Regions from separate parts of the Mus musculus genome. Here region 1 is linked to region 2. Evidence: chromatin loops called from intact Hi-C (ENCODE). Cell type or tissue: left cerebral cortex. All regions are shown on one strand. Each heading gives the region's core, and the rest is flanking DNA. Links, peaks and the distances in the headings are about the cores only.

Evidence for each region. A loop is a pair of places that touch in the nucleus more often than their neighbours do. Peaks named below come from ENCODE experiments on the same cell type or tissue, not always from the same donor. Only the 100,000 strongest peaks of a DNase experiment are listed, where the experiment ranks them.
Region 1: a loop joins it to region 2, with 27 times the contacts of the local background. A loop is called at or near these places in 22 of 42 quality-filtered maps.

Annotation. Positions count from the first base shown.
Region 1 is chr6:70,109,698-70,121,291 of GRCm38, forward strand. It overlaps Igk and Igkv8-30. Among named protein-coding and RNA genes, the nearest start is that of Gm46962, 110 kb to the right of the region's middle. In left cerebral cortex, for the core only: no CTCF peak of the experiment used is centred there; DNase peaks (open chromatin) are centred at 5,841, 7,380 and 7,949.
Region 2 is chr6:70,298,794-70,310,387 of GRCm38, forward strand. It overlaps Igk. Among named protein-coding and RNA genes, the nearest start is that of Gm46962, 84 kb to the left of the region's middle. In left cerebral cortex, for the core only: no CTCF peak of the experiment used is centred there; a DNase peak (open chromatin) is centred at 2,567.

The sequences.
Region 1 (11,594 bases), core at 2,290-10,289, 190 kb before region 2:
ATTTAAATCTGTGATCTTGAGAGAGAGGTGACAAGAAAGACCTGTGCTGTGATAAAGATTATCACATAGGCTACTATGAACATAGTGGAGCATGTGTTCTTATTACCAGTTGGAACATCTTGTGGGTATATGCTCAGGAGAGGTATTGCTGGATCCTCCTGTAGTACTATGTCCAATTTTCTGAGGAGCCTCCAGACTGATTTCCACAGTGGTTGTACAAGCTTCAATCCCACCAGCAATGGAGGAGTGTTCCTATTTCTCCACATCCTCGCCAGCATCTGCTGTCACCTGAATTTTTGATCTTAGCCATTTTGACTGGTGTGAGATGGAATCTCAGGGTTGTTTTGATTTGCATTTCCCTAATGATTAAGGATGTTGAAGCCTGGCAGTGGTGGTGCACACCTTTAATCCCAGCACTTGGGAGGCAGAGGTAGGCAAGATTTCTGAGTTAGAGGCCAGCCTGGTCTACAGAGTGAGTTCCAGGACAACCAGGGCTACACAGAGAAACCCTGACTCAAAAAACAAAAAACAAAAAAAAAAAAAAAAACAAAAAAAACAAAACAAAAAAAAACAAAAAAAAAACAACAACAAAATAAGGATGTTGAACATTTTTTCAGGTGCTTCTCAGCCATTCAGTATTCCTCAGTTGAGAATTCTTTGTTTAGCTCTGTACTCCATTTTTAATAGGGTTATTTGATTTTCTGGAATCCATCTTCTTGAGTTCTTTGTACATATTGGAAATTAGTCCCCTATCTGATTTAGGATTGATAAAAATCCTTTCCCAATCTATTGGTTGGTTTTTTGTCTTATTGACAGTGTCTTTTGCCTTACAGAAGCTTTGCAATTTTATGAGATCCCATTTGTCAATTCTTGATCTTACAATGCAAGCCATTGCTGTTATGTTTAGAAATTTTTCCCCTGTGCCCATATCTTGGAGGCTTTCCCTCACTTTCTCCTCTATAAGTTTCAGAGTGTCTGGTTTTATGTGGAGTTCCTTGATCCACTTAGACTTGAGCTTTGTACAAGGAGATAAGAATGGATCAATTCACATTCTTCTACATGATAACAACCAGTTGTGCCAGTACAAGTTGTTGAACATACTGTCTTTTTAACACTGATTGGCTTTAGCTCCCTTGTCAAAGATCACGTGACCATAGGTGTGTGGGTTCATTTCTGGGTCTTCAATTCTATTTCATTGATCTACCTGTCTGTCGCTGTACCATTACCATGCAGTTTTTATCACAATTGATCTGTAGTACAGCTTGAGGTCAGGCAGGGTGATTCCCCTAGAGGTTGTTTTATTGTTGAGAATAGCTTTTGTTATCCCAAGCTGGAAAGAACCCAGATGTCCCTCAACAGAGGAATGGATACAGAAAATGTGGTACATTTACATAATGGTATACTACTCAGCTATTAAAACAATGAATTTATGAAATTCTTAGGCAAATGGATGGATTCGGAGGATATCATCCTGAATGAAATAACCCAATCACAAAAGAACTTACATGATATGCGCTTACTGATAAGTGGATATTAGCCCAGAAACTTAGAATACCCAAGATACAATTTGCAAAACACAAGAAAATCAAGAAGAAAGAAGACCAAAGTGTGGATACTTCGTCCCTCCTTAGAATGGGGAACAAAATACCCATGAGAGGAGTTACAGAGACAAAGTTTGGAGCTGAGATGAAAGGATGGACCATCCAGAGACTGACCCACCTGGATATCCATCCCATAATCAGCCACCAAACCCAGATACTATTGCAAATGCCAGCAAGATTTTGCTGAAAGGACCCTGATACAGCTGTCTCTTGTGAGGCTATGCCAGTGCCTGGCAAACACAGAAGTGGATGCTCACAGTCAGCTATTGGATGGAACACAGGGCCCCCAATGGAGGAGCTAGAGAAAGTACCCAAGAAGCTGAAGGGGTCTGCAACCCTATAGGTGGTACAACAATATGAACTAGCCAGTACCCCCTGAGCTCATGTCTCTAGCTGCATATGTATCAGAAGATGGCCTAGTTGGCCATCATTGGGAAGAGAGGCCCCTTGGTCTTGCAAACTTTATATGCTCCAGTACAGGGGAATACCAGAGCCAAGAAGTGGGAGTGGGTGGGTAGGGGAGCAGGGTGGGGGGAGGGTATAGGGGACTTTCAGGATAGCATTTGAAATGTAAGTGAAGAAAATATCTAATAAAAAATTGAAAAAAAAAAGATTGTCACATAGAAGGAGAGGGATGACATGAGAAAATCCTAGAACAGTGATCCTCCAACTTGCTAGTATGGGCATATCTGAATGTGTGCTGACATGCATTCAGAAAAACAGAAGAGCACAGTCCAGTTACCAAGGCCAGTGGTTTTCAACCTCCTTAATGCTGCAACCTGTTAATACAGTTCCTGTGTCAGAGTCCAGCCTCAGCACAGGATCAGTGTTCTCAACTGGAATCAGCCATATCTGGAAGTTGCATAATAAACACACAGAGACAACTTTTTGGTACAAGCTGACAGATAATTTTTCAAGGATTAAAATTATCCTCCCTTCTTCCCTCCCTCCCTCCCTCCCTTCCTCTCTCCCTCCCTCTCTCCCTTCCCCCCCTCCCCCACCTTGAGGTTGCAATCATTTTTGCTCCCTCTTCAGGCTGGAGGTTGTGCTCTCTTGTTCCCTCTATTTCTCTCCCTAACATACTCACTCTGTGTGTTCTTCTCACACACACAGCCCACACACTTTCTCCCCTCACACTCTCTCACTACATATCACATGCATTTTCCTTTCACTCACAAGCACACTCTCCATAACACTCCTCACATACTCTCTAGTCACTCTCCACTCCTCTCCACATACACCTCACATTCTCTTTTCACTCCACACTCTCTCTACACTCATACTTCACATTCTTTCTTCATTCACTCCCTCACCTTTAACTTGTCCCAGTCTTTTATTGATACTCCAAAAGCAAGTATAAAAAAAGACATTGTATAATCATTACCAAATGAAATTCAAAAGAATAACCACACCCCACAAAGAATCAAGAATTAACAATTATTCCCCACAGTTTCAAGCTTACCCTATTCCCAGGACTGTGACAATAATAATAATAATAATAATAATTGCAAACTTATTATTAGTTAAACTTTAACTTTTGATTTACTATACTTCAGAGCTCAAAGCTCCAAGGTCAGCTACTTGCATTTTCTTGTGAAGCTCCAATGATAAATGACATGGGTAAAGCTGTCAGGTGGTGGCCAGAAAGAATCAAGTTAACCTTAACTCAGCAGTTCTGCTAGCTTTCTGCTTCCATACATTGCACACAGTGACTCTCTTAAGAGTCCCACGGTTTTGACTTAGTTTTATTAATATATCAGCACCATTGTCTGCATTTAGTGTCTGCAGATGGGATGGATCCTTAGTTGTGGAAATTAACCTTTCTTTTAGTCTCTGCTCCACTCTTTGTCCCTACATTTCCTTTTGACAGGAGCAATTCTGGATTAATATTTTTGAGACAGGTAGGTGGCCACATCCCTCAACCAGGGTCTATGCCTATCAACTAGATATGGTCTCTACAGGTTCTCTCTCCATTTTGTTGGGTATTTCAGCTAATGTCATCCCTGTTGGGTCCTGGGAACTTCTTGAGTCCCTGGAAACTGGGCCTTTCTAGTGGCTACCCCCCCCAGTTCCCCATCCCCCACTGCCACTCACCTCAGTTCAATTTCCTGACCCTCTCAACTTCTCCCAAGACCATAGGTTTCTAAGTAGCATTCTCATCTAAACTTCACTTGGGGAAATCTCCCTCTGGTCCTTCATTTCCATATTACATCCCTCTAGTACCTGAAGCTTTCCTTCTCCACTAGACAGAAAAGGATATTTTCTACTCCTATTTATCCTATATGCTACTATTTGTTGTGGATAGCCCTTGGGCTGATTATATTTTATGTTAATTCCACTCTCCTGTGAGTGGCTTTGAACAAGGAATGAGTCAGCACTCAGGTGATTTCCTGAAAACCTAGTTCCCACCTCAATTTGTAAAATAAAGGAGAGCTGATGATTGGGCAGATAAAAGGGAAGGTGGAGTGGAAGGTTGGGGAGAGAGAGGAAGGAGCAAATGGAAGAGGGAGAGGATGTAGAGGAGGAGGAAGAAAAAGAAAAGCAGAGCAGAAGCACATGTTCTGGAGAAACCGCAAGATATAAGGGGTCTCATAAGCTGTGGAAGATGGAAGTGTAGGGGTAGATCTGCCCAATCTAGGCACACAGCATGTAATCATATTAACTGTGTTGTGTTTTCATTGCCGGGGCATATTTGGGAGGAGATATACCGCAGCAACTGTTTTTCTTCCTAAAATTAAACTTTCACAAATAGAACATTTCTAGTTTCCTAGATGCTACATGTATTCCATGATAAGGACACTAAAATGAAGGTTTGCTGCTAGTACACTCAGGTCATGAGAACATATGGGGTTTTGTAGTTGGGACCTCGGTGACAGACATCATTCAGCCCCCAGCACTCGTCTTTCATTTCATCCATTCATTATAAAATTTCATAATTTCATTTTACATAGTGGCTGAGTAACATTACATTGTGCATTTAAGTTAGAAATTGTTGATTTGATATGCATCTAGTTTGATGAAATTTCCTACTTATTGTCAATAGAGTAACAATAAACATAGATGTGCAAGTGTCCCTGTTAGATGATATGAAGTACTTTGGTTGTATACACAAGAGTGGTAAAGCTGGGCCATGTGGTAGATCTGTTTCTGGTCCTTTGACAAATATCCAGATTGATAACCAAAGTGGCTGCACTAGATTTCTTTTTGACCAACCCCTGTATAAGAACTGCACTTCCTCTAAGTCCACTCTGAGATTTATATTCCTCTATATCCCTGTTGATGTCCATTCTGACTGGAGTAAGATAGACACTAAAATAGATTTCATTTGAATTTTCATCATAGCAAGGGGATAAACTGTGGTATTCTGTACAAATGTTCTTTCTATAACTGTGAAAGTAGTATATATTGTCTAAGAATACACAAATAGAACAGTCTCTGAGAGAGAAAAGACTTCAATATCTTACTCCACACTGAACCCTAATGATACAGCCTTGACTAGTTACCAAGAAGTGTGAACTGGGGTAATAATTGCATGATGGTTATGGTAGTGAACAACCAGTTTCTGACTGACAGTTGAGAACTGAACTATGGAAGTAATTTTATACCCATTAGAGTAAATCTGGTCAAAAACTCATTAATTTAGAAACTGTGGGCTCTAGGGAGGAAACTACTGTGTAATTATAAATGGTCATATAGTCAAATTATTTCTAAATAACTATGTCTATACATATAAATTTGCTTTGCTATGAACTTTGGTCTTTATAATTCATGTTGGATATTCTTAATCTCCAATTCTTCCTTTCTTCCAATCATGAATCCGCTTGCCCTTTTAGGATTATGGTTTGTTTCTGCATTGTCATTGAAAAGATTCCCAGTTAAAGTATTTGGTTCCCAGCTTATGGATTCAACTTTTGAAAATGAATTAATGATGATGACATTGACTGAATTACTGAATTCATCCATTGATTATTCATAATTAAATGGCATTTTTGGGGAGATGCTGGGAAGTAAGAGGTCTGTGCTACTTCAGGATCAAGGGGGGTGCTTCTAAAGACTGGGTCATGTCTCTGGCTTCTTCCTAACTTACTCTGCTTCTCAGCTGGCATGAGGAGAGCAGCTTTCCCCCCAGAGTTCCTTCATCTATGATATTCAACCTCATTTATGTTCACAGTAAGGATACCAATATACCTTGGCCTGAAACAGAAACTATGAGCTAAAAATAAATCTTTGACTTTAAGCTGCTTTTCTCAGATGTGTTGTCACATTGAAGAAAACACTAAGTACATCACTCTAAGATTTTCCTTGGGAAATGCCTAGAATAGCTATTTTCCTAGACACAGACACATCGTGCAAGTTTGGACACACTGATTCCTATGCAAAAAGCTTTAAGATATTTGTAGATCCTCCAGCAATATTATGTAGTCTATAAGGCAGTTTTTCCATGATATAACTCCAAAATATGAACTCAATTATTTTCTTAATGAGAATATTGATTGGATTAGTTAGCATATTGTTTACAGAGAAGCACAAATTATTACCCTCTAAAAACATTAAACTCTATTAATTAATATTCAAAAATTGGTAAAAATTGGTAGCTTGCATATTGTAATACAAAATTATATCCAACATTAGAGTACAGAGGCTTTTCAGTCTTCACAGTTGGAAAGCATATAAGAAGACTTTAGAGGGAGAATTGGCCCCAGAAATAGGGGCAATAAATATCACATTTTCTTTTCTCTATGGATCCTAAATATGCTGTGTGTTAAGTTTGTGTGTGTACATGTACAGGCATATGTATATGTGGGTACAACTCTGTATGTGTGCATATATATGAATGAGTCTGTGTGTTTGTATACATCGATAGATGTGGTGTGTGTGTATGTATTTATATATAAATGTACATAAAAGTATAAGACAGACTAGAGTAAAAGAGATAATAGGAAAAAATCAGGGCAGTTGGATGATGTAGTGAAAATATAAGACATACTTGAAAGACATTGCTTTTATGAAATTTGTACATGATGTATGTATATTAGTAAACAAATTTAAGAGACTGCAAGACTGCTCAGATGGCAAAGACAATTGCCAAAAAGCCTGACATCAGAACTTAATTTGATCCCAAGAACAAATATGACAAAAAGAGAAAACCAAGTGCAAGTTGATTTTCCACAAATGTGCCAAGGCAATTGTGCACCTATGCATATACACAAGTACAAAAAGGTAAGAATTTATGAAAAAGTAAAAAAAAAAAAAGAAAAATAGAGAAGTGTACATAGGTAATGAAGCAAGAATGTACTCTAGGAAGTAGACAAGGTAGTCAAAGCAAAAAAAAAAAAAAAAAAAGAAAAAAAAGCATTGTTTCCTAGTGCCTCCAATCTAAAGTGCTGTTTAACAATACTTTGACTTCAGCCCATAGAGTCTCTCATATTGAAAACCAGAACTCCAGCACTATAAAAAGATGAATCGCTCATATTCAAGGAAAAGAGTTTGTGGTAATGTGTTACAGGAAGAACAGAAAGATAATACTGAGTTTCTTTTTTGTATTTTCATACAAAATTTTTTCATACCAAAAAAGAAAAAGAAAGAAAAAACACAAGAGATGGTGAACTAATTACCTTTGCTGGACTCTGAAATTTTTACATGTGTTTCATGCATGCTGGCTTTCATGAAGAAAGAGGAAGTGTTCAGACCAAGGACTGTGTGTTATGCAGGCAGCTGGTGAAATTCTCAAGGAGGTTTGTGTAGGAGGCTGAAGCACTGTGGGAGGATAGCTATAATATTGCTGACAGTAATAAACTGCCAGGTCTTCAGCCTTCACACTGCTGATGGTGAGAGTGAAATCTGTCCCAGATCCACTGCCTGTGAAGCGATCAGGGACCCCAGATTCCCTAGTGGATGCCCAGTAAATCAGCAGTTTAGGAGACTGCCCTGGTTTCTGCTGGTACCAGGCCAAGTAGTTCTTTTGATTGCTACTATATAAAAGGCTCTGACTGGACTTGCAGCTCATAGTAACCTTCTCTCCAACTGACACAGCTAGGGAGGATGGAGACTGTGACATCACAATGTCCCCACAGGTACCTGAAATAAGTAGAAAGTGAACATGAATACATACACAAATAGATTATTATAACAGTTGAAATTTGTCAAAGGTCTTTGTAATGTCATATTGTCAGAGTTATTATGGAAGTAATATTACACACTTGCACATAGTATAAATTTCTTATATAAAAAGGTGTAACTCTGAAATGATAATACTTTTAAATTTCTCACCAGATACCCATAGCAGCAGTAACATAAGAACCTGGGCCTGTGAATCCATCTTGCTTCCCCTGCCTGTCTGATGCTGCTCAGTTCATACTGGTTTATAAATTCTGAGCAGCTGGGTTAGGCTGGAGGGGTCTATGCAAAGCAGCCAGCAAATACAAAAGCAAATGCCTGGGCAGTGTGTGTGAGAGTGGATGGTGTCAATCAACAAAAATGCCATCACAGAGAGCAAGAGGGATCACTGAGAGATATCAGCTTATAGCTCTTCAACAGCAAAGTACTAGGTGCTCTAACAGCAGCATTCAGTTAAAATCAAAGACATTTAAGTCAGTTAACTTTTGAGGAGAGTTACCTCAGATTGACAGTCTTAGGGTGATTATTTTAAAAAAAAAATCACAGAAACAAAAAAAAAAAAACATAGAAGAAAACATGCAATAAAAGATAGTAAGGGTAGAATCTGGGAAAGAGGAAATGCAAAAAATAAAAATTATAAAAAAAAAGGAAATGGGAGCTAAATTTGTTCAGTATCTCCCATCTCCTAAGACACCTATTCTGAAGCCTATGAACAGTGCGTTGGACATTGTGTTTACAGACTAAAAATGGGACTGATATGAAAAGAGAAGCTCAGAATTTATTCTGTGGAAATCCTGGAAGACAATAATTTAATCTTGGGACCTAAAAAGTTTTAATCTCAAGGCAAATATAACCCTAGCATAAACTAATAAGTATTTTCTTCTACTTTGTGGAACTTAAACAGCGCTCTAAAATGGGAGAATGGAAAAAAAATTAAACAATCATAAAATCATGATTGTAGACCAAAATTGAAAGAGTATTTAATTCCAGAAATAAATATTCTAGGGTAATTTAAAAATTAGCAATATTGTAAGTGGGTTATAATGGTCTTGCTGACATAGTAAACAGGTTAAAAAGAGCGCGGGGATCCCCAATGGAGGAGTTGGAGAAGGGACTGAAGGAGCTGAGGGAGTTTGCAGCCACATGGAGGGAGCAACAGTGATAACTGGCCAGACACCCCAGAACTCCTGGGGACTGGACCACCAACCAAAGAATACACATGGAGGGGCCCATGGTGCTGGCTGCATATGTGGCAGAGGATGACCTTGTTGGACATCAGTGGGAGGAGAGATCCTTGGGCCTGAGAATGTTCAATGTCCCAGTGTAAGGAAATGTCAGGGCAGGAAGATGGGAGTGGGTGGGTGGAAGAGCACCCTCATAGAGGCAGGGGGGAAGAAAATGAGATATACATATACATCTAGCTATTAAGGCAATGCTATTGTCCTGATCTCTGAATTGGGCCTCTCCCCCGGAGAAGAAAAGGGGGTCAAAAGTAGGCCATCAGACACACTGCTCAGAGAACAACCACAGATTGTTCCAGCCCTAAGTCAGCACCAGATGTCCTGACCTCAAGATGTACCCTGATACCACCAAGTTCCTGCTTCCCCTTGTAGTCGCCAAAGGAAAAATTTCCGCTGCCCTATCCCTCCTGCTGAGGTGCATTTCCTCTGCCCCAGTCCTCCTGCTGAAAGGCACTTCCCCTTTTTCTTGTGCATTTAAACCTCGGGCCTGGCTAATACATTTGGGGCTTTGATGCATTCCAGAACGGTTTCCGTGTCGTTATTCGCACAAGGCCCTCATCTCTCTCTACCCCCCCCCCCCATTTGATTATTAGGAGGAGGTCCCCTCGAGACCCTCGAATAACTAGACCTGCTGGACGGGTCATATATATATATTCATTGGGGAAAAAAAACTCTCCAGAAGGGGTGCAGCCTTCTTAAATCAAGGAATAAATATGCCAAGACCAATAGATCCCAACATCAAAGATAGGTGCCATCCAAAAGAAAAAAGTTAGGTATAAATGAAAATAATAGAAAAAAGAGAAATCAAATAACCTTCCAAGATTTAGATTTATTGGATTATGAATACATATGTGTATATATGTGTGTGTGTGTGTGTGTGTGTGTGTGTGTGTGTGTGTGTGTGTGAAGCAAGTTATAGAGCCAATGTTATGTAAAAAGTAAAAGAAACAAAAAATAAATATTTTTTTGTCAAGGAATGGATATTCATGTCTATAATCCCAGAAACTGAGAGATAGAAACAGCAGGATCATGAGTTTAAGGCCAGCCTTGGGTGCATAGCAAGTCTAATCTAGGACAGTCTAGTCTATAGAGACGTAAACACTCAAAAATGTGTATTATTAGTCAACTAATTGCAAGGCAGCTCATGGCATTATCTATCCAAAGCAAAGTGTTTATCCAATATTAACATTTAGCATTGAGCCAAGAATATTACTGAAAATCAAATATACATTTAACCACTATGCATTTCACATTTATATGGCATTAAATATATAATTATATATATCTACTTCTCAGGTCTAAAACATTAAATTATCTCTGATAGGCATATTCAGATATCTGTGCTAACACACAATCATATAAGGGAAACAGCAGTATGGTGGTCACATGATATTTTCATGGTTAAAGAGGAAAGCTCATGTCCATTTCCATGTCTGACTCCTGGACCCCTCCTAGCTTTGCCTGTACTGGACTGGTGTCCTGCCACAGTCTCTGAGAGTTCATATGTGCATTAGCCCTGTTGTGTCTAGAGGACAGTGTTTTCTTTATGTCATCCATCATCTCAAAATTTTTTTGCTTCCTCATCTACAGAGATCTCTGAGCTCTCAGGGGAGGAGTTTGATGAAAACAATCCATGTAGGACTGAACTCCAAGATCTCACTCTTTCTACTTTGTCTGTCTGTTAGTCTCTATATTACTTTCCATCCACTGCAGGAAGAAGCTTCTCTAATGATGAAGCAATGCTTTGATCTATGGGTATAACAAAATGTCAACCTAATGATTTCATTTCATTGCTGTATCCCTTCTCAGAACTATAGCATCTGGGTTTCACTTAGACCCATGGCCTATCTAGTTGCATTTTCTTGACCACCTGGCTTGGGTTGCATCTCTTGGAGAGAGCATTAAATTCAATTGAACAGAAGATCACAGGGTTTCTAATTAGGTTACCTTTCTCCTCTGGTAAAATGAGGAATATCTTTCAGTAACATGAACACTAGTCAGTAGGCATGAAGACACTAGTACTGTGTTCAAAGAGGAAGGTAAGAGAGAGAATACAGGAAGATAGGTAGCACTAAGGGCCATTTGAGAGATCATATAGAAACCCATTTCAGTAGATGCTTATATGTATATATGTATATGGGACCCATAAAACTTTGCTGAGATTCAGTTTCTTAGCTATGGTGGTCCTGCACAAGTCAGCATTCAGCAGCACAGTTGCCCAGCAGCCCTGGAACATCTCAGTTTTTCTATTGCTCAGGCAGATCTGCTTACATGTGAATTAGAACTAAGAGCCCTGGATGGTGAAGACACAGAAGACTGTAGCAAAGGATTCAGAAATTTGGAGATATAACTGAGCCTGCCCCTCACAGGATCTCACAGCCTATCTGTCTCCCAGGAGATCTGCCATAAGTAGGAACATGGGTGAGACCCTCACCCCAATACCCATAACATCTAGGACTCCTCAGAGCATAGCATACATGAGATTTATCCCACACTACATGTGCCCCATCATCCTTCCATTCTGCACCTCTACCTGAACCTGTAGCAGATCAGCATGTTGTCCCCCTCCCTCCAGCCTACTTAACTTTAAGGACTTCTACCATGACCAGGAACACAGATCAAAGTGCCTTCTGCT
Region 2 (11,594 bases), core at 1,741-9,740:
GAAATCATGGCTGTAGAGCAACACTGCAAGAGTGTTTGATTCCAGAAATATGCTAGGGTAATTTAGATAGCAGTATGGAAACCCAGGGACAATGGTCTTGCTGACATACTAAAGTGGTAAATATATATATATATATATATATATATATATATTCATCCTCTTGGAGATGGGAGAGGAAGAATGAGATGAGAGGCTATTGATAGGCAGGTAGGGAGGGGAATAAAGACTGGACTGTAAAAAAAGATTAAAGATCATTAAAAAAAAACATCTCTCCGGAAGGAGGTGCAGCCTTGTTAATTCAAGCTATAAGTTTACAAAGACCAATAGACTACCACATCAGAGATTGCTGCCACCCCCCCCAAAATGTTTAACTATGAATGAAAATAAATAGCAATAACAAAAGCAAAATACCTTGAAAGATTTAAATTACTGATATATATATATAAATTATACCCAACATTATCCATAAAGTACAAGAAACAAAAAATAAACAATCTTGGCAAGGAGTGGAAATTCAAATCTGTAATCCAAGAACTGGGAAGACAGAAACAGGAGGATCAGAAGTTTGGGATCTCCCTGGGATACATAGCATGTTCTAGGCCAGTCTATTTTATGGAGGGACACAAACTGTTAACATGTGTACCATTAGTCAAAAGTCACAACACACTTCATGGTACTTTTTATTCAAAGAAAAGTATTTATCCAATACTAGCACTTTAACATTAACTCAAGAATATGAATGAAAATTAAATATGCTTTTAGTCAAAAGACATTTAACTTTTATTTTACATTAAATAAATAATTTTACACATCTACTTCTCAAGTATAAATTGTTAAACTATTTCTGATATGCATATTAGGAATTCCTCCCTAAATTGCTAAAACATGATTACATGATAGACAACAGTATGGTGGTCACTTGATAGTTTTTGTCCATTTTCCCCTCTCACCACTGGGACCCCATCTAGTTTAGACCTGTGCTGGACCTGTATATACTGCCACATCTCTGTGAGTTCATATGTGCATCAGTCCTGTTGCATCTGTAAAACACTGCTTCCTGATGTCATCCATCATCTCTGGCTCTCAAAGTCTTTCTGCCACCTTATCCACATAGATCCTGAGCTCTCTGAGGAGGGCTTTGATGAAGCTACTTCATTTAGGACTGCATGCACCAAGATCTCTCACTCTTTCCACTTTCTCTACTTTTAAGTCTCTATATTTGTTCCCATTTACGGCGGGAAGAAGCTTCTCTGATGATGGCTGAGCAAAATGTGACCTATGGTTATAACAGAATGTAATTGGAAGCCATTTCATTGTGGTCCTTTAGCAGAACTATTGGTTTCCTCAAGGAGCATGGCCTTTCTAGTCTCATCTTCTTGGCCACATGAGCAGAGTCTGTCGTGGGTTCCATATCATGTAGTGGACCTTAATTCCAGTTAGAAAGAAGTTCTTTACTGCCAAAAACATTCCAAATTACAGGATTTATAATTGGGTTGGTAATTACCTCTCACCTCTGATAGAATGCAGGATGTTTTTCAGCACTATGAACACTAGTCAGTAGGCTTGGAGGCTCTAGTTAGGCATCAGTACAACTTCTCAATGTGGTGAGGCAAGAGGAAAGTAAGAGAGAGAATACAGGGAGAGATACCTAGCATTAAGGGTCATTTGAAGGCCCATATAGAACCTACTTCAGTAGATGTTGATTAACATATATGCATATATGAAAGTAATCTAAATGGAAACAAATAACAAAGGAGGAAAAACCTCAGCTAGACATCTCTCGCCACCAAATGAAACCTCCAGTGCCATCAATGGGTTACATATGAGTTGTTGGGCAGAGAGTACCCATGGGAATCCCCATACAACTCTGGCTATTGGTTGCTCTTTACTAATTGATAGTAAATCCCTATTGCTGAAGAGACTTACATCTTGTTTCTGGTTATTTCAGACTGAGGGGGAATGATGACCTTTACAATGAACACACACACACACAAACACACACACACATACAATCACACCAACTTGGTCTTCTGGTGCTGTCTTAAGCTGGAAGGAATCTATGTACCTTGTATTTCCCACAGATCTCAAACATTCACCACTTAGTTCTTTAGATTGCTTCAGGCAATGTGGATTTTATTTCTATTGTTCTTCCTCCAAATATAAGTAATATTTATGTCACTTGGCTCACTCCATGGGTTTCCTACTTTTTTAATGGATATTTTATTTATTTACATTTAAAGTGTTATCCCCATTCTAGGTTTCCTCTTTGGAAACCCTCTATCCCATCCCTCCTCCCCCTGCTTCTATGGGGGTACCTTTGTCTAGCTTTTTAATCCACTAGTAGATTTGTATATTGTTCCCTGAGTATCCCTTGCAAGTGTGAACTAAAACTTCAGCTGCAACCTTGCTCTAACTTGTCTGGAAACCTTACTTAAGTTTCTCAAAATGAGGCTCCATACTCAGCTCCTAGGACTGCTGATGCACTAGAATACTGGCAAGGATAGAGAAAGGAAACTAGGTTCATGGTAATGCATGGTGAGTCATGGGACAATGATGCTGCATTGTGCATTCAGTCCAAATATGAGAGCCAACACAGGGCCTGTGGCATTTAAATCTGTGATCTTGAAAGAGAGGTGACAAGAAAGACCTGTGCTGTGATAAAGATTATCACATAGGCTACTATGAACATAGTGGAGCATGTGTTCTTATTACCAGTTGGAACATCTTGTGGGTATATGCTCAGGAAAGGTATTGCTGGATCCTCCTGTAGTACTATGTCCAATTTTCTGAGGAGCCTCCAGACTGATTTCCACAGTGGTTGTACAAGCTTGCAATCCCACCAGCAATGGAGGAGTGTTCCTATTTCTCCACATCCTCGCCAGCATCTGCTGTCATCTGAGTTTTTTGATCTTAGCCATATTGACTGGTGTGACGTGGAATCTCAGGGTTGTTTTGATTTGCATTTCCCTCATGATTAAGGATGTTGAAGCCTGGCAGTGGTGGTGCACACCTTTAATCCCAGCACTTGGGAGGCAGAGGTAGGCAGATTTCTGAGTTAGAGGCCAGCCTGGTCTACAGAGTGAGTTCCACGACAGCCAGGGCTACACAGAGAAACCCTGACTCAAAAAACACAAAACAAAAACAAAACAAAACAACACAAAAAGGATGTTGAACATTTTTTTCAGGTGCTTCTCAGCCATTCAGTATTCCTCAGTTGAGAATTCTTTGTTTAGCTCTGTACTCAATTTTTAATAGGGTTGGTTATTTGATTTTCTGGAATTCAGCTTCTTGAGTTCTTTGTACATATTGTACATAAATATCTGATTTAGGATTGGTAAAAATCCTTTCCCAATCTTTTGGTTGGTGGCCTTTTTGTCTTATTGACAGTGTCTTTTGCTTTACAGAAGCTTTACAATTTTATGAGATCCCATTTGTCAATTCTTGATCTTACAATGCAAGCCATTGCTGTTATGTTTAGGAATTTTTCCCCTGTGCCCATATCTTAGAGGCTTTCCCTCACTTTCTCCTCTATAAGTTTTAGGGTGTCTGGTTTTATGAGGAGTTCCTTGATTCACTTAGACTTGAGCTTTGTACAAGGAGATAAGAATGGATCAATTTGCATTCTTCTACATGATAACCACCAGTTGTGCCAGTACAATTTGTTGAAAATGCTGTCTTTTTTCCACTGATTGGTTTTAGCTCCCTTGTCAAAGATCAAGTGACCATAGGTGTGTGGGTTCATTTCTGGGTCTTCAATTGTATTCCATTGATCTACCTGCCTGTCGCTGTACCAGTACCATGCAGTTTTTATCACAATTGATCTGTAGTACAGCTTGAGGTCAGGCATGGTGATTCCCCCAGAGGTTGTTTTATTGTTTAGAATAGTTTTTGTTATCCCAAGCTGGAAAGAACCCAGATGTCCCTCAACAGAGGAATGGATACAGAAAATGTGATACATTTACACAATGGTATACTACTCAGCTATTAAAAGCAATGAATTTATGAAATTCTTAGGCAAATCGATGGATTCAGAGGATATCATCCTGAATGAAATAAGCCAATCACAAAAGAACTTACATGATATGCGCTCACTGATAAGTGGATATTAGCCCAGAAACTTAGAATACCCAAGATACAATTTGCAAAACACAAGAAAATCAAGAAGAAAGAAGACCAAAGTGTGGATACTTCGTCCCTCCTTAGAATGGGGAACAAAATACCCATGGGAGGAGTTACAGAGACAAAGTTTGGAGCTGAGATGAAAGGATGGACCATCCAGAGACTGACCCACCTGGATATCCATCCCATAATCAGCCACCAAACCCAGACACTATTGCAAATGCCAGCAAGATTTTGCTGAAAGGACCCTGATACAGCTGTCTCTTGTGGGGCTATGCCAGTGCCTGGCAAACACAGAAGTGGATGCTCACAGTCAGCTATTGGATGGAACACAGGGCCCCCAATGGAGGAGCTAGAGAAAGTACCCAAGAAGCTGAGGGGTCTGCAATCCTATAGGTGGTACAACAATATGAACTAACCAGTACCCCCAGAGCTCGTGTCTCTAGCTACATATGTATCAGAAGATGGCCTAGTTGGCCATAATTGGGAAGAGAGGCCCCTTGGTCTTGCAAACTTTATATGCTCCAGTACAGGGGAACACCAGGGCCAAGAAGTGGGAGTGGGTAGGTAGGGGAGCAGGGCAGCGGGAGGGTATAGGGGACTTTCAGGATAGCATTTGAATGTAAGTGAAGAAAATATCTAATAAAAAATTGAAAAAAAAAAGATTGTCACATAGAAGGAGAGGAATGACATGAGAAAATCCTAGAACAGTGATCCTCCAACTTTCTAGTATGGGCATATCTGAATGTGTGCTGACATGCATTAGGACAAACAGAAGAGCACAGTCCAGTTCCCAAGGCCAGTGGTTTTCAACCTCCTTAATGCTGCAACCTGCTAATACAGTTCCTGTGTCAGAGTCCAGCCTTAGCACAGGATCAGTGTTCTCAACTGGAATCAGCCATATCTGGAAGTCGCATAATAAACACACAGAGACAACTTTTTGGTACAAGATGACAGGTAATTTTTCAAGGATTAAAATTACCCTCCCTTCCTCCCTCCCTCCCTCCCTCCCTCCCTCCCTCCCTCCCTTCCTCCCCTCCCCCACTTTGAGGTTGCAGTCATTTTTGCTCCCTCCTCAGGCTGGAGGTTGTGCTCTCTTGTTCCCTCTATTTCTCTCCCTAACACACTCACTCTGTGTGTTCTTCTCACACACACAGCCCACACACTTTCTCTCATCACAGTCTCTCACTACATATCACATGCATTTTCCTTTCACTCACAAACACACTCTCCATAACACTCCTCACATACTCTCTAGTCACTCTCCACTCCTCTCCACATACACCTCACATTCTCTCTTCACTCACTCCACACTCTCTCCACACTCATACCTCACGTTCTTTCTTCATTCACTCCCTCACCTTTAACTTGTCCCAGTCTTTTATTGATACTCCAAAAGCAAGTATAAAAAAAGACATTGTATAATCATTACCAAATGAAATTCAAAAGAATAACCACACCCCACAAAGAATCAAGAATTAACAGTTATTCCCCACAGTTTCAAGCTGACCCTATTCCCAGGACTGTGACAATAATAATAATAATAATAATAATAATAATAATAATAATAATTGCAAACTTATTATTAGTTAAACCTTAACTTTTTATTTACTATACTTCAGAGCTCGAAGCTCCAAGGTCAGCTACTTGCATTTTCTTGTGAAGCTCCAATGATAAATGACATGGGTAAAGCTGTCAGGTGGTGGCCAGAAAGAATCAAGTTAACCTTAACTCAGCAGTTCTGCTAGCTTTCTGCTTCCATACATTGCACACAGTGACTCTCTTAAGAGTCCCACTGTTTTGACTTAGTTTTATTAATATATCAGCACCATTGTCTGCATTTAGTGTCTGCAGATGGGATGGATCCTTAGTTGTGGAAGTTTTTGGATGACCTTTCTTTTAGTCTCTGCTCCACTCTTTGTCCCTACATTTCCTTTTGACAGGAGCAATTCTGGATTAATATTTTTGAGACAGGTAGGTGGCCCCATCCCTCAACCAGGGTCTATGCCTATCAACTAGATATGTTCTCTACGGGTTCTCTCTCCATTTTGTTGGGTATTTCAGCTAATGTCATCCCTGTTGGGTCCTGGGAACTTCTTGAGTCCCTGGAAACTGGGCCTTTCTAGTGGCTACCCCCCAGTTCCCCATCCCCCACTGCCACTCACCTTTCAATTTCCTGACCCTCTCAACTTCTCCCAAGACCATAGGTTTCTAAGTAGTATTCTCATCTAAACTTCACTTGGGGAAATCTCCCTCTGGTCCTTCATTTCCATATTACATCCCTCAAGTACCTGAAGCTTTCTGTCTCCACTAGACAGAAAAGGATATTTTCTACTCCCATTTATCCTATATGGTACTATTTGTTGTGGATAGCCCTGGGGCTGATTATATTTGATGTTAATTCCACTCTCCTGTGAGTGGCTTTGAACAAGGAATGAGTCAGCACTCAGGTGATTTCCTGAAAACCTAGTTCCCACCTCAATTTGTAAAATAAAGGAGAGCTGATGATTGGGCAGATAAAAGGGAAGGTGGAGTGGAAGGTTGGGGAGAGAGAGAAAGGAGAAAATGGAAGAGGGAGAGGATGTAGAGGAGGAGGAATAAAAAGAAAAGCAGAGCAGAAGAAGCACATGGCCTGGAGAAACCGCAAGATATAAGGGGTCTCATAAGCTGTTAAAGACGGTAGTGTAGAGGTAGATCTGCCCAATCTAGGCACACAACATGTAATCATATTAACTGTGTTGTGTTTTCATTGCTGGGGCATATTTGGGAGGTGATATACCGCAACAACTGTTTTTCTTCCTAAAATTAAACTTTCATGAATAGAACATTTCTAGTTTCCTAGATGCTACATGTATTCCACGATAAGGACACTAAAATGAAGTTTTGCTGCTAGTACACTCAGGTCATGAGAACTTATGGGTTTTGTAGTTGGGACCTCGGTGACAGACATCATTCAGCCCCCAGCACTCATCTTTCATTTCATCCATTCATTATAAAATTTCATAATTTCATTTTACATCGTGGCTGAGTAACATTACATTGTGCATTTAAGTTAGAAATTGTTGATTTGATATGCATCTAGTTTGATGAAATTTCCTACTTATTGTCAATAGAGTAACAATAAACATAGATGTGCAAGTGTCCCTGTTAGATGATATGAAGTACTTTGGTTGTATACACAAGAGTGGTAAAGCTGGGCCATGTGGTAGATCTGTTTCTGGTCCTTTGACAAATATCCAGATTGATAACCAAAGTGGCTGCACTAGATTTCTTTTTGACCAACCCCTGTATAAGAACTGCACTTCCTCTAAGTCCACTCTGAGATTTATATTCCTCTATATCCCTGTTGATGTCCATTCTGACTGCAGTAAGATAGACTCTAAAGTAGATTTCATTTGAATTTCCACCATAGCAAGGGGATAATCTGTGGTATTCTGTACAAATGTTCTTTCTATAACTGTGAAAGTAGTATATATTGTCTAAGAATACAAAAGTAGAACAGTCTCTGAGAGAGAAAAGACTTCAATATCTTACTCCACACTGAACCCTAATGATACAGCCTTGACTAGTTACCAAGAAGTATGAACTGGGGTAATAATTGCATGATGGTTATGGTAGTGAACAACCAGTTTCTGACTGACAGTTGAGAACTGAACCATGGAAGTAATTTTATACCCATTAGAGTAAATCTGGTCAAAAACTCATTAATTTAGAAACTGTGGGCTCTAGGGAGGAAACTACTGTGTAATTATAAATGGTCATATAGTCAAATTACTTCTAAATAACTATGTCCATACATATAAATTTGCTTTGCTATGAACTTTGGTCTTTATAATTCATGTTGGATATTCTTATTCTCCAATTCTACCTTTCTTCCAATCATGAATCCACTTGCCCTTTTAGGATTATGGTTTGTTTCTGCATTGTCATTGAAAAGATTCCCAGTTAAGGTATTTGGTTCCCAGCTTATGGATTAAACTTTGAAAATGAATCAATCATGAAAACATTGACTTAATTACTGAATTCATCCATTGATTATTCTTTATTAAATGGCATTTTGGAAGAGATGCTGGAAAGTAAGAGGTTTGTGCTACTTGAGGATCAAGGGGGTGCTTCTAAAGACTGGGTCATGTCCCTGGCTTCTTTCTACCTTACTCTGCTTCTCAGCTGGCATGAGGAGAGCAGCTTTCCCCCCAGAGTTCCTTCTTCTAAGATATTCAATCTCATTTATGTTCACAGTAAGTATACCAACATACCTTGGCCTGAAACAGAAACTATGAGCTAAAATAAATCTTTGACTTTACGTTGCTTTTCTCGGATGTGTTGTCACATTAAAGAAAACACTAAATACATCACTTCAAGATTTTCCTTGGGAAATACCCAGAATAGCTATTTTCCTAGGCACAGACACATCATGCAAGTTTGGGCACACTGATTCCTATGCAAAAGCTTTAAGATATTTATAGATCCTCCAGCAATATTATGTAATCTATAAGGCAGTTTTCCCCTGATATATCTCCAAAATATGAACTCAATAACTTTCTTAATGAGAATACTGATTGGATTAGTTAGCATATTGTTTACAGAGAAGCACAAATTATTACCCTCTAAAAACATTAAATTCTATTAATTAATATCCAATGTAAAGATTGGTAGCTTGCATATATCCAACATTAGAGTACAGAGAGGCTTTTCAGTCTTCACAGTTGGAAAGCATATAAGAAGACTTTAGAGGGAAAATTAGCCCCAGAAATAGGGGCAAAAAAAAAAATCACATTTTCTTTTATGTATGCATTCTAAATATGTTGTGTGTTAAGTTTGTGTGTGTCCTGGAAGACAATAATTTAATCTTGGAATCTAAAAGGCTTTAATGTATGTACATGCATATGTATATGTGGGTACATCTCTGTATGCGTGCGTAGATATGAATGAGTCTGTATTTGTATACATCGATAGGTGTGGTGTGTGTGTATGTATTTATTTATACATGTACATAAAAGTATAAGACAGACTAGGGTTAAAAAGATAATAGTAAGAAAGCAGAGAAAAAATCGGGACAGTGGATGATGTAGTTAAAATATAAGACATACTTGAAAGACATTACTTTTATGAAATTTGTATATAATGCATATATGTTAGTAAATAAATTTAAGAGACTACAAGACTGCTCAGAGGGCAAAGACAATTGCGAAAACACCTGACATCAGAACTGAATTTGATCCCAAGAACAAACATGACAAAAAGAAAAACCCCCCTTCCGCTCCACTCGAGCCCCAGGGTACCTTGCCAGCGGAGTCGCCCGACAACCGCAAGGGCCCACACAGGATTCCCCACGGGATCCTAAGACCTCTGGTGAGTGGAACACAGTGTCTGCCCCAATCCAATGGCGCAGAACCTGAGACTGCAGTAAATAGGGAAGCAGACTACCCGGGCCTGACCTAGGGCACAAGTCCCTCCAACTCCACTCGAGCACCGGGTACCTTGCCAGCAGAGTCGCCTGACACCCGCAAGGACCCACACAGGATTCCACATGGGATCCTAAGACCTCTAGCGAGTGGAACACAACTTCTGCCAGGAGGCCGGTTCGAACACCAAATATCTGGGTACCTTCCCTGCAAGAAGAGAGCTTACCTGCAGAGAATACTCTGCCCACTGAAACTAAGGAGAGAGCTACCCTCCCAGGTCTGCTTATAGAGGCTAACAGAGTCACCTGAAGAACAAGCTCTTAACAGTGACAACTATAACAGCTAGCTTCAGAAATTACCAGATGGCGAAAGGCAAACGTAAGAATCCTACTAACAGAAATCAAGACCACTCACCATCGTCAGAACACAGCACTCCCACCCCACCTAGTCCTGGGCACCCCAACTCAACCCAAAATCTAGACCCAGATTTAAAAACATTTCTCATGATGATGATAGAGGATATCAAGAAGGACTTTCATAAGTCACTTAAAGAATTACAGGAGAGCACTGCTAAAGAGTTACAGGCCCTTAAAGAAAAGCAGGAAAACACAACCAAACAGGTAGAAGTCCTTAAAGAAAAACAGGAAAACACATCCAAACAGGTGATGGAAATGAACAAAACCATACTAGAACTAAAAGGGGAAGTTGACACAATAAAGAAAACCCAAAGCGAGGCAACGTTAGAGATAGAAACCCTAGGAAAGAGATCTGGAACCATAGATGGGAGCATCAGCAACAGAATACAAGAAATGGAAGAGAGAATCTCAGGAGCAGAAGATTCCATAGAGAACATCGACAAACAGTCAAAGAATATACAAAATGCAAAAGGATCCTAACTCAAAACATCCAGGAAATCCAGGACACAATGAGAAGACCAAACCTACGGATAATAGGAATTGATGAGAATGAAGATTTTCAACTTAAAGGGCCAGCTAATATCTTCAACAAAATAATAGAAGAAAACTTCCCAAACATAAAGAAAGAAATGCCCATGACCATACAAGAAGCCTACAGAACTCCAAATTGACTGGACCAGAAAAGAAATTCCTCCCGACACATAATAATCAGAACAACAAATGCACTAAATAAAGATAGAATATTAAAAGCAGTAAGGGAGAAAGGTCAAGTAACATATAAAGGAAGGACTATCATAATTACACCAGACTTTTCACCAGAGACTATGAAAGCCAGAAGAGCCTGGACAAATGTTCTACAGACACTAAGAGAACACATATGCCAGCCCAGGCTACTATACCCGGCCAAACTCTCAATTACCATAGATGGAAAAACCAAAGTATTCCACGACAAAAACAAATTCACACAATATCTTTCCACGAATCCAGCCCTTCAAAGGATAATAACAGAAAAGAAGCAATACAAGGACGGAAATCACGCCCTAGAACAAGCAAGAAAGTAATCCCTCAACAAACCAAAAAGAAGACAGCCACAAGAACAGAATGCCAACTCTAACAACAAAAATAAAAAGAAGCAACAATTACTTTTCCTTAATATCTCTTAATATCAATGGACTCAATTCCCCAATAAAAAGACATAGACTAACAGACTGGCTACACAAACAGGACCCAACATTCTGCTGCTTACAGGAAACCCATCTCAGGGAAAAAGACAGACACTACCTCAGAGTGAAAGGCTGGAAAAAAATTTTCCAAGCAAATGGTCTGAAGAAACAAGCTGGAGTGGCCATTCTAATATCAGATAAAATCGACTTCCAACCCAAAGTTATCAAAAAAAAAACAAGGAGGGACACTTCATACTCATCAAAGGTAAAATCCTCCAAGAGGAACTCTCAATTCTGAATATCTACGCACCAAATGCAAGGGCAGCCACATTCATTAAAGACACTTTAGTAAAGCTCAAAGCACACATTGCACCTCACACAATAATAGTGGGAGACTTCAACACACCACTTTCATCAATGGACAGATCGTGGAAACAGAAACTAAACAGGGACACAGTGAAACTAACAGAAGTTATGAAACAAATGGACCT